2 separate regions of the Homo sapiens genome follow, and region 2 is linked to region 1. Evidence: chromatin loops called from intact Hi-C (ENCODE). Cell type or tissue: mammary epithelial cell. All regions are shown on one strand. Links, peaks and the distances in the headings refer to the core of each region. The heading gives the core; the rest is flanking DNA.

Region 1 (4,973 bases), core at 1,203-3,702:
AATTTTATATGGAATTTTAACAACAAGATAAAAACATGTGCATAATGAACTATCAAGTCCCAGGCACAAACATGGTTTCACTTAGCCCTTATAAAAATTCTGGGAGGGGTTGTTATTCTCTCCATTTCACAGATGAGAAACTGGAGCACAGAGAGGTTGATTTATCTCTGCAAAAAAGCTCAGGGCCAATGTTGTGGGTCCAACAATCATTCTGGAAGACAAACGTTGTTCGTGTTACCTTCCAAGCTAAGAGAACGAGACTCTGAAGAAAAGGCCAAAAGACCAGAATAGGCCTGAGAAGGTCATATCTAAAAGTCATTCTGAAGGAAGCTGAGGAAAATTTGTGAGTTACTTTCAGGGAATAGAAAGAATGCTTTCTTCTCTTCCAGGTCTCCAGATGCCTTTTGTCATTTGATGCTCCCCCTGGCTCACCCAATACAAAAATCTTGGGAGCCTGGATAACTTCCAGGAGATGGCTGTGCCCTGCTGATTCAGTCCCACTGTGTCTGGGATGCCTGCTCCATCCTCTTTCCAGCACAGTCCCTGAAGAGGAAGCCTCAGTAGGGCACTTGGTCACCTCCAGCTACTGTTGCCAGAGCTGCCCCTGCTGGGAGAAGGCAGGCTCAGGTGCTGGGAGAAGCATCTCAAGTAACTCAACGGACTCACCAGCCCTCTCTGTGATCTGCTCTTCAGACCATGTCATTCTCCAAGGACCAAAGCCAAATTTCCTTCTTTCACCTGCAGAGAAAGATCCAGCTCCACTTTGCCTCTATTTCCTAACTACCCAATTACGCCTGCTTGGTTTTGCTGGACTTTGGCCCATTTATTCAGTCCTCTCAACACCAACCACTTTCCCGGTCTCATCTGGAAGACATTCCATTTGCAAATCTCTTGTGCAGTACTGTTTCTCCCCACCACACCATACCCCCTGCTCCCCACTAGTCCAGTATACCAAGAGTTCCTCTTCCCTGCAGACTCTCCCAAGATAAGGAAAAGGGAGCTCTGAGGGATTCACCTGCTCTAATAGATTACCTAAGGGCTGAAGAGTGGGTTTGCCTAAACTGCACTGCAATTATCTGGGGCTGGGACACTAATTCTTCCCCAGGTTAACACCACATACGTGGTGATCAAAATTATTGCAAAGCTTTTCCCTGATCTTCAATAAATGGGAGGCTTTAAATATTCCATGCCTGTATGTTATACACTCTTTTTCCTGCACAGGAGTGTGTTCTTCCTAAGCAATTCATTAAAAATTATATTCATTAAATACAGAGACTGCAATCACTTAGAATTGTATGCTACAGATGTCTTGCTTTTTTCTGGTATCTGAACCTGACATTTTTTAATAACCCAAAGACCTTAAAAGAATTAAAAATATATCTGCACTCAGCTATAAGACACTCTAGCTCTCCATGAAGTTTGTTTCACTTATATTCCTTTTTGGTTGTTTACTTACTTTTCATCAGACTTCTGAAACTCTGCATAGAAGGAAAACATAGGCTGGGCACGGTGGCTCACACATGTAACCCCTGCACTTTGGGAGGCCAAGACGGATGGATTACCTGAGGTCAGGAGTTTGAGACCAGCCTGCTCAACATGGTGAAACCCCATCTCTACTAAAAATAGAAAAAAAGTAGCCAGGCGTGGTGGCAGGCACCTGTAATCCCAGCTATTTGGGAGTCTGAGGCGGGAGAGTTGCTTGAACCTGGGAGGCGGAGATTGCAGTGAGCCGAGATCGCACCATTGCACTCCAGCCTGGGTGACAGAGCGAGACTCCATCTCAAAAAAAAAAAAAAAAAAGGAAAACATAAAAGAACACACAGCAGAGCTTTGGCAATCCTGGCACTAGATTGGACTCTGAAAATAAGTAATTTACTTACATCGTTTTTACTTTATTTACTCTGGAAAGTAAATAAGCACCTGAAAAACACAGAAATTTTACTCGCTGCAGATGAAGTTTTTATTGCTATTCTCTCTCACATACCTAAGGGCGGTGCCTTCTAAGAAGTGCATAAATGTTAATGTTCAGTTTTTGATATTTAAATTATGTCTGACAGCACTAAGAAACCCTTTGGAGATTTTCTAGTAATGCAGCTGTGCAAAACTGAGAACTTCTCACCCACCTACACAGGCACAGTCACACACACACAGGCGCGCACACACACAGAAACAGACATATATGTAGAAAATCAGAAACATCACCAGAGATACAAACACTCAGATACTCACATGGAAACAGATACACGCAGACCCAAATGCACACAGACACAAACAGATAGTAATCAATCTGTATATCCTCACAACTCATTCCCCAAAGCAGAACCGCCAAATGGCCTTACCTTCAAAGTGAAACTCCACCCTTCCACAGAAATGTCCTCTAATCAGTGCGTCACCCACCACTTCTGTGCCGGTGTCTGTGCAACCCTGCGATTGTCCTGGTACTCAGCATGAGACGCTCTCAGGTGCTGAAGGAATTTCAGCTTTTATAACCCACACAGGCTGGCCAAAATTGTATAACCGCACCACCTCATTAGAAATGCTATTTGTGTTACACAACAGCCACCACCCGGTTACAAACAGTTACTGCATGCCTCTATTATGGTTTCCTTAACATCAATCTGTAGCAGGTTTCTCCATGGCAGGCTGGATAGTCTATTGTAGAAACCAAGCAGCTGCTGAGAATACGTCTCAAACCTGCACTAAGAAGGAAAATTAAAACCTATCTTTGTAAACCCTTCAGTTCAGATGAATAAGTCCACCCATGCTGCTTCCAGCTCAGTGAAAAGGGAGATTAATTTTACTACCTGGTAAGTTTCCATTTCCCCAATCAGGGCCCAAAGACAATTGTTTTCAAAGCTCAAAAAATTTCAGATCTCAAGGTAGGAGTTCATCATTAAAAGGTAGGCAAAGCCAACAAGTAACTGTCACATTGGAGAGCTGACTGCTGGGGTCCAGTTCAACGTGGCATCCAGCAGGCAGGTCTCCACTGATTCCTACTGAACAGTGGAAGTACCCATGAAGACACAAAAGTGATGCATGCACACTGACAGTCTGACATCAGGACTAGGAAAGAAGTCACACCTGTGGCCAGACTTTGCCCTTCCCAGTCCTGACTCCAAGCCAGGGCCTACCAGGAACCTGGGCAGTGGGCACCCTCTGCCCTGTGGAATATGCAAATACCTGCCTCCATCTCCCTAACACCAGACTGCCCTTCCCAAATCCAGAAAGGGAACTCGAGGCTCAGATGACAAACAGCCAGGCAGAAGAGGCATCGACCATCAGCAAGGGACATCTTAGAAGATGGGAGTCCCTGAGATAAAGACAGAAAAAGAACCAGGACAATTCCTGGAGAAAAGCAGCTGTAAGTATTCCTCATTCACAGAAACTTTGAGGAGCTCAGCAGTGGGATAAGAGGATGACACCACCTGACCAGAAGTGACACCTTAGCAGAAACTGGGGAGAAGGTTGGGAGCCAGGTGCTTCAACTGCTCAGGGCAGGAGACCCACCACCACAAGCGCCCAGAACACAGGTCCGCACATGACACATCCAACCCATCAGGTCAACACGCCTAGGGGAGCCAAGAACGGTATTCAGGACATGCTGTGAAGACTCTAACATCAGAGAAGATTTGTTGCAGGAGCCAAAAGAAAATTTAAAACAAAAACAAAAACCCACAGTTGGAATAAAGGAAGAAAAACATTTTTTAAGTTGGTATTTTTTTAAAAGAGGAAACAAGATTGACAATTATATGGAGAAAATGGATCAAAAACAAGACGCTGAGGTGGGGAAGAACAGTAGGGAAATGAAGAACCAGCACTAACTCAGAAGTAAGCCAGAGAAATGGCATCACAAAAGACTGAAACGGAGGTGGGTGACAGACCTGAGAAACTCTGAGAGACAAGGAAAACTACAGAAAGGCTAAGGCTATTCCGAGACAGAGCTGGGCAGGAAAAAGCAAAGAACAAGGCCAAGCTGTGACTCATCAGTGCCTCTCAAGCAGACTTAGAAACAAAAGGGGCAATGAAGCCAGCTATGCTGTATGATTCCATTTACACAAAACATCCAGAGTAGGCAAATCCAGAGGCAGAAAGTTCATCGATGATTGCCTGGGGCTGGGGTGGGGATGGGAGTGACTATTCATGGGTTTTAGGATTCTCTGCAGGATGAAAAAAAGTGCTAAAATTGTATTGTGGTGATGGCTGTACAGCTTTGTGAATAACAGTATACTAAAAACCACTAAATTGTATATTTTAAGATGATGACTATCATGATGTGTAATACACCTCAATAAAACTTTTTCAAAAAGAACAAATGAGGTCGGGTGTGGTGGCTCACACCTGTAATCCTAGCACTTTGGGAGGCTGAGGCAGACGATCACCTAAGGTCAGGAGTTTGAGACCAGCCTGGCCAACACAGTGAAATCCCATCTCTACTAAACATACAAAAATTAGCTGGGTGTGATGGCACGTGCCTGTAATCCCAGCTACTTGTGAGGCTGAGGGCAGGAGAATCGCTTGAACCTGGGAGGCAGAGGTTGCAGTGAGCGAAGATTGCACCACCACACTCCAGCCTGGGCGACAGAGCAAGACTCTGACTCAAAAAAAAAAAAAAAAAAAAAAAAAGAACAAATGGAGCAGACTTCAATAACCTAATATAAAAGATGTAGACTAAAAAACTATTCTGAGATTAAGAAAAATCTGAGTAAAGGGACTAAAAGGGCATTCTAGGTTCATGCAAAATCATATACTTGGACACATCCTAGCAAAATAATTTAACCACAGGATGAAAGAATCGTAGACACATCCAGGGAGGAGAAAATGTTTGGTTTGCTTAAGTGTTAGCTTGAATTAAGCTTAGCACCTGGGTTGTCCACAGCAGTATTAAATGTCAGAAGACAATAACACAAACACAAACTGAGGGAAAGGTCTTAACAAGGAATTTTATACCCAGATAAGGTGCCCTTCATGTGTGA
Region 2 (4,973 bases), core at 1,301-3,800, 210 kb before region 1:
GTGATCCCTGCAAATGCTGCAAGTGGGGAATGGAAAAAGGGAAGGGAAGGTAGCCCAAAAAGGCTGTGTTAGCATGTTTATTGCATGGGCAACCGGAGCTTCACTCTGCTTGGGAGGCCCCTGGATGCCAGAGTAGAACATATTCCTCAGGGTTATGCTGCCTGCAGGGCGAGGGAGCTGGGGAATTTATACACCAAGATCTGTCCATCATTGGTTAAGGACAGCTCCCAAAGGCTATACTTCCCTAATAGTTCCAACCTGCTGAGTGCATAGGCTGAGTGGGCTTCCGAGCATGCTGGTCCCATCTCCTAATGATGAGAGGTGGAGGCACAGGAGAAGGTAAACAAATGGCAAAGACACTTAAATACATGAGAAAATGAGTCCAACCTGAACTTTGACTTTTCTGGGTGGCCCACTCATCCCACTAACTACCATAACTTCATTTCGTCTGCTTTTTGCAAAGAACAGACAATTCCAAACAGCCAAGCCTAACAAGTAGCTCATCTTAGCTTGTGGATTCAGAGCACTGGTGGCCTCTCCACCTCCAATTGACACCAGAAAACATATAAATACCTCTAAACATGCCTTGGGTATTTGTTTTTCTAATTGCAAATATTATACCATAACTTAGTTTGAAGGCTTTGTAAAGAATATGCCAGAAACATCTAATATTAGCCCTAAAAACTAGGGCAATCTTTTTTTTAACAGAAGAGTGTTCATATAAACATCAAAAGATGTGATGAGAGTAGTTTCAACTTCTAATCATAGAAATTATAGGGCTATTTCATGAAAGAGGTGCTTTATCAGCTCATCTTGAGTGAATGTTAAAGATGAAGATATGGCTAGTATCTCCAGAGTCTACTGTCTCAGAGAGGTAGCCCAAAGTTGTAAGACTGAGTGCCTTGAGGTAGGGAACAGGAAGCAACAGGGTCTCCAGGTTCACTGAGGAGTACTGACCTGCAATGCGATTCCTACATCAGCAAAGGTCTTCCTTCCATCGTTAGAGGACTCCTGGATTTGCTATGCCTATCCTGATGGCTTCCTACATGAGACCATCCATTCACACTTGGCCCTTACCCAGGCCTGAAATTCTCCCCAGTTGCACTCCACCCACTTATGTCTATCACTTAGCTCAAAGCCAGTAAAGCTCATCTCTGAACTAGCAAAGATTCCCTTTATCCCATCAAAATGTCCTTAACATCTATCTTGAGGTCATGCAGCATGATCTTACTTTGCTGGCATTCTTTCCTTCTTCTGTGGATTCCCAAGCAGAGTACAGATGTACAGATTCCTTGGGGGATAAGAGCTGGAATTTCAGCTTCTTTTTTTTTTTTTTTTTTTTGAGACGGAGTCTCGTCTGTTGCCAGGCTGGAGTGCGGTGGTGCAATCTCTGCTCACTGCAACCTCCGACTCCCTGGTTCAAGCTATTCTCCTGCCTCAGCCTCCCAGGCAGCTGAATTACAGGCACACACCACCACGCCCAGCTAATTTTTGTATTTTTAGTAGAGACAGGGTTTCACCATGTTGGCCAGGACGGTCTCGATCTCCTGACCTCATGATTTACCTGCCTTGGCCTCCCAAAGTGCTGGGATTACAGGCATGAGCCACCGCACCCGGCCTCACCTTCTTTTATATCCCACACAGCACCCAGCACAGAGCACAAAGCTAAGCGCATCGATCCAGCGACTGACTGACTGAATAAATGAATACATGCTATCTTGCTTGTAGAAGCCCAGATTCCTCCTTCTTACGACTCCCACACCCACTTAGGAGATTCTATTATGTCTTAAAAGAAGTTACATCTCCATTAGTGTCAAAGCAACATTATATAAGTGGCTCAACATGATCAGGCATGAATTTCTTTGTTTTCCCACTCACCTGAAAGCCCAAAAACAATCCAGGTGGTGGTAAACACTTCTGATCCTTCAAAGAAAACGGAAGAAAGCGATCCCTACCGTCTATTTTGAATCTACCGTTTTTTGTTTTTGAGTGTCTTTTAAATCTATTCAAAATCCTTTAAGGGCATTTCACCATGCATGGGAGAAGGTCATGGATCCTCAACAAATTGCAAGAGGCCTTTCACAGGCTAGACTCTGCCTTGTTCTCCAAGCTCACCTTCCATAATCCTGATGTGCTCCATATTGCCAGACTCTTTCAAGTCCTTCCCCGCCCTGCGGAGAATCCCTACTCACACCTCAGGACCAGCTCAGACATGGTCTCCAGGAGACCTTTTCTAAGATCCTATGTGAGGTAACTAGCCCCCTTGGCACCTTGTGACATAATTATTCACTTCCATGTACATGTCCCGTAGTGAACTATGAGCACCTCCAGACCTTACCCTGCGTTTGGTCGCCTTGCTCTCCTCTCTGCAGCTGGCACCCAATCTTTCCAGGCTGTCTCTAGGGACTCGAGCCCTTGGGATGGGGTCCTCAATGCTTTTCCACCTGCCTGGCTTCTAAATTCCACTAAGATCCTGTCCCATTCTCTTGGAAACACTAGAACTTACTCTGACATGCCCTATGGAAGTTATTTCTCCACTGCTGTTCAAACCCACTCCCAGACCTGGCCTTCCCTGAGGAGAGCGTCTCAGCCAAATCCAACTGCCTCTAGCTCAAGTTTCCTTGCGGGGGGCCCGCTGGCCTCATCCTGTTAGGTCGTCTTAGAGCCACAGGAGAATCAATGTTCCAGTGTCAGCAGGAAGAATCAATGTTCCAGTGTCAGCCAGCAGGGGGCAGTGTGAAAATACACACACCAGGCCCTTTTTTCAAAGGGTCTCGGCTTCCCTGAGGGTGTCTATCTGTGCCTCTATGAAGCATGGCTTGGGTCATTCCTCCAGTCCCATGGCCAGGTGGATCCTTCGTTTACCTTTCATTTCTATTAAATGAGAACATTCTCAATTCACTAACTGGATTGTTGGAAAGGCAGCAAGCTCTGCTAGATAGTTCTAAATATTTGCATCAAATATGGACCAGAAATTGTGAATCTGTCTTTCAACGCCCTCGGATCTGAGTCAGCAAGGCTGCCACGTGCAAAAGTAGGAACGTTAAATACTTGAAGCTGGGAGAGAATAAGTGGGTTTCTAATCCTCTCTGGTGCATTCAGTTCTAGAAAGTGGTTCTTTGTATTCTACTGGAACATTTCTATGTATGGTTTTTTTGTTGTTTGTTTGTTTGTTTTTTGAGACAGAGTCTCCCTCTGTTGCTCAGGCTGGAGCACAGTGGCACAATTTCAGCTCACCACAACCTCTGTCTCCCGGGTTCAAGGAATTCTCCTGCCTGAGCCTCCCGAGTAGCTGAGATTACAGGCACGTGCCACCACGCCCAGCTAATTTTTGTATTTTTGGTAGAGGCAGGGTTTCACTATGTTGGCCAGGCTGGTGTATGTATGTTTTAAACATGCTTTAAAACAAAATTTCTTTTTAGAGATGGGATCTTGCTATGTTGCCCAGGCTGGAGTGCAGTGGCTATTCACAGGTGTGATCATGGCGCACTGAAGCCTAGAACTACTAGGCTCAAGCAATCCTCCCACCCTAGCCTCCCACGTAATTGAGACTACAGGTATACACCACCATGCCCGGCCTTAAACATGCTTTTAAATGTGTCATAAATCACATTTCTCTGATGAATAAAAAGAATTATCTAATGTTGAGAAAGAGTCAGTGTTTAATCATTTACCTCACAGTGCAGATTTCTTAATAAATTCTGTTATTGAATCTACAGAATTTAACATTATGTTATTTTTGGCCCTGAAGGCATAACTTCAAGCCATTCTGGATACTGAATGTGTTGCTGACATACACATTAGCAAATCACTCAGAAGCATATACACTTTATTGCATTATCAGTAACATGAAGAAATATTTCTATATCATGAGAAAGAGCACTTTCTTCTTGATATGTGTGTAATCCCTTGGTCTTGGGAAGCTAAGGCACAGCTTACAGAGGGATTTTGTATACCCCACTCATTACGTAGCTTAAATCAGGCTGGGTAAACATGTAAACCAAATGCAAATCATCAATCTACATATGTTTAAGAAATAATATAGACATACTGCTGAAGCATGCCTCCCAGGGAGTTCTGGACTTTAAACAGCATCTTATAAATCACCAGCAAGAACAATCAATTAATATTTTGGCTGAGGGTCTTTACCAGACTCCCAAATACCACTGGAGTTAAGCACTGAACCAACACAGGCCAGCTGCAAATAAGATTCATTGCTATGGTTTGGATATTTGGCCTCCCCTCCAAAGACAATATCATGTTGAAATTTCATCCCCAATGTCAGAGGTAGGGCCCACTGGGAGGTTTGGGTCATGGGAGTATATCTCTCATGAATGGCTTGCTGCCATCCTCATGGGAGTGAGTTCTCACTCTTAGTTCCCTCAAGAGCTAGTTGTTGAAGAGTGTAGAACCTCCTCCTCCCTCCTCTTGCCTCCTCTCTCCCCATGTGATCTGCCCACAGTGGTTCACCTTTCCCTTCCACCATGAGTAGAAGCAGCCGGAGGCCCTCATCAGAAGCAGGTATTGGTCCTATGCTTTTTGTACAGTCTGCAGAACCATGAACCAAGTAAACCTATTTTCTTTATACATTACCAAGCCTTAAGTATTCTTTTATAACAACACAAGCAGGCTAAGATAACCCCATCTATGGTCAGTCACCAAGGCCTCTTCTCTCATATGAGTTTTGTACCTTACTCTATTTAATAAAGTTTGTTCTCATGGGGATATGCATTAACAATTCTGATACGTGCATACTGAAATCGAAAATTAATTAAACAAATGGCGGATGGTAGAAGCCAGGTTGCTCACTGTTGGAATGCAAGTTTACAGATAAGCCAGGGGAGGAGGCTAGAATGATCCACTTGGTAACAGAGCGGAGTTGGAGGCATCAGTATGAACTCATGTCTAGCTTAATACAGGGGCAGAAGATTCCATATAGAAATATGTATAGATATGTGATATTCACAGGTTAG

The links. Hi-C counts contacts between places; a loop is a spot of excess contacts. Peaks named below come from ENCODE experiments on the same cell type or tissue, not always from the same donor. Only the 100,000 strongest peaks of a DNase experiment are listed, where the experiment ranks them.
Region 2: it touches region 1 in a loop (4-fold over the local background); 14 of 110 quality-filtered maps call a loop at or near these places.

The regions. Positions count from the first base shown.
Region 1 is chr20:4,947,506-4,952,478 of GRCh38, forward strand. All of the region lies in intron 2 of SLC23A2 (solute carrier family 23 member 2), which reads right to left. Among named protein-coding and RNA genes, the nearest start is that of SLC23A2, 52 kb to the right of the region's middle. RefSeq lists a silencer at 2,047-2,096. In mammary epithelial cell, for the core only: a CTCF peak has its summit at 2,576; no DNase peak of the experiment used is centred there; H3K27ac peaks cover 426 bases.
Region 2 is chr20:4,738,262-4,743,234 of GRCh38, forward strand. It overlaps PRNT (prion locus lncRNA, testis expressed), which reads right to left and starts at 2,407. Exons shown (of 2, transcript NR_024269.1): 1 at 2,339-2,407. In mammary epithelial cell, for the core only: a CTCF peak has its summit at 2,735 (motif pointing right); no DNase peak of the experiment used is centred there.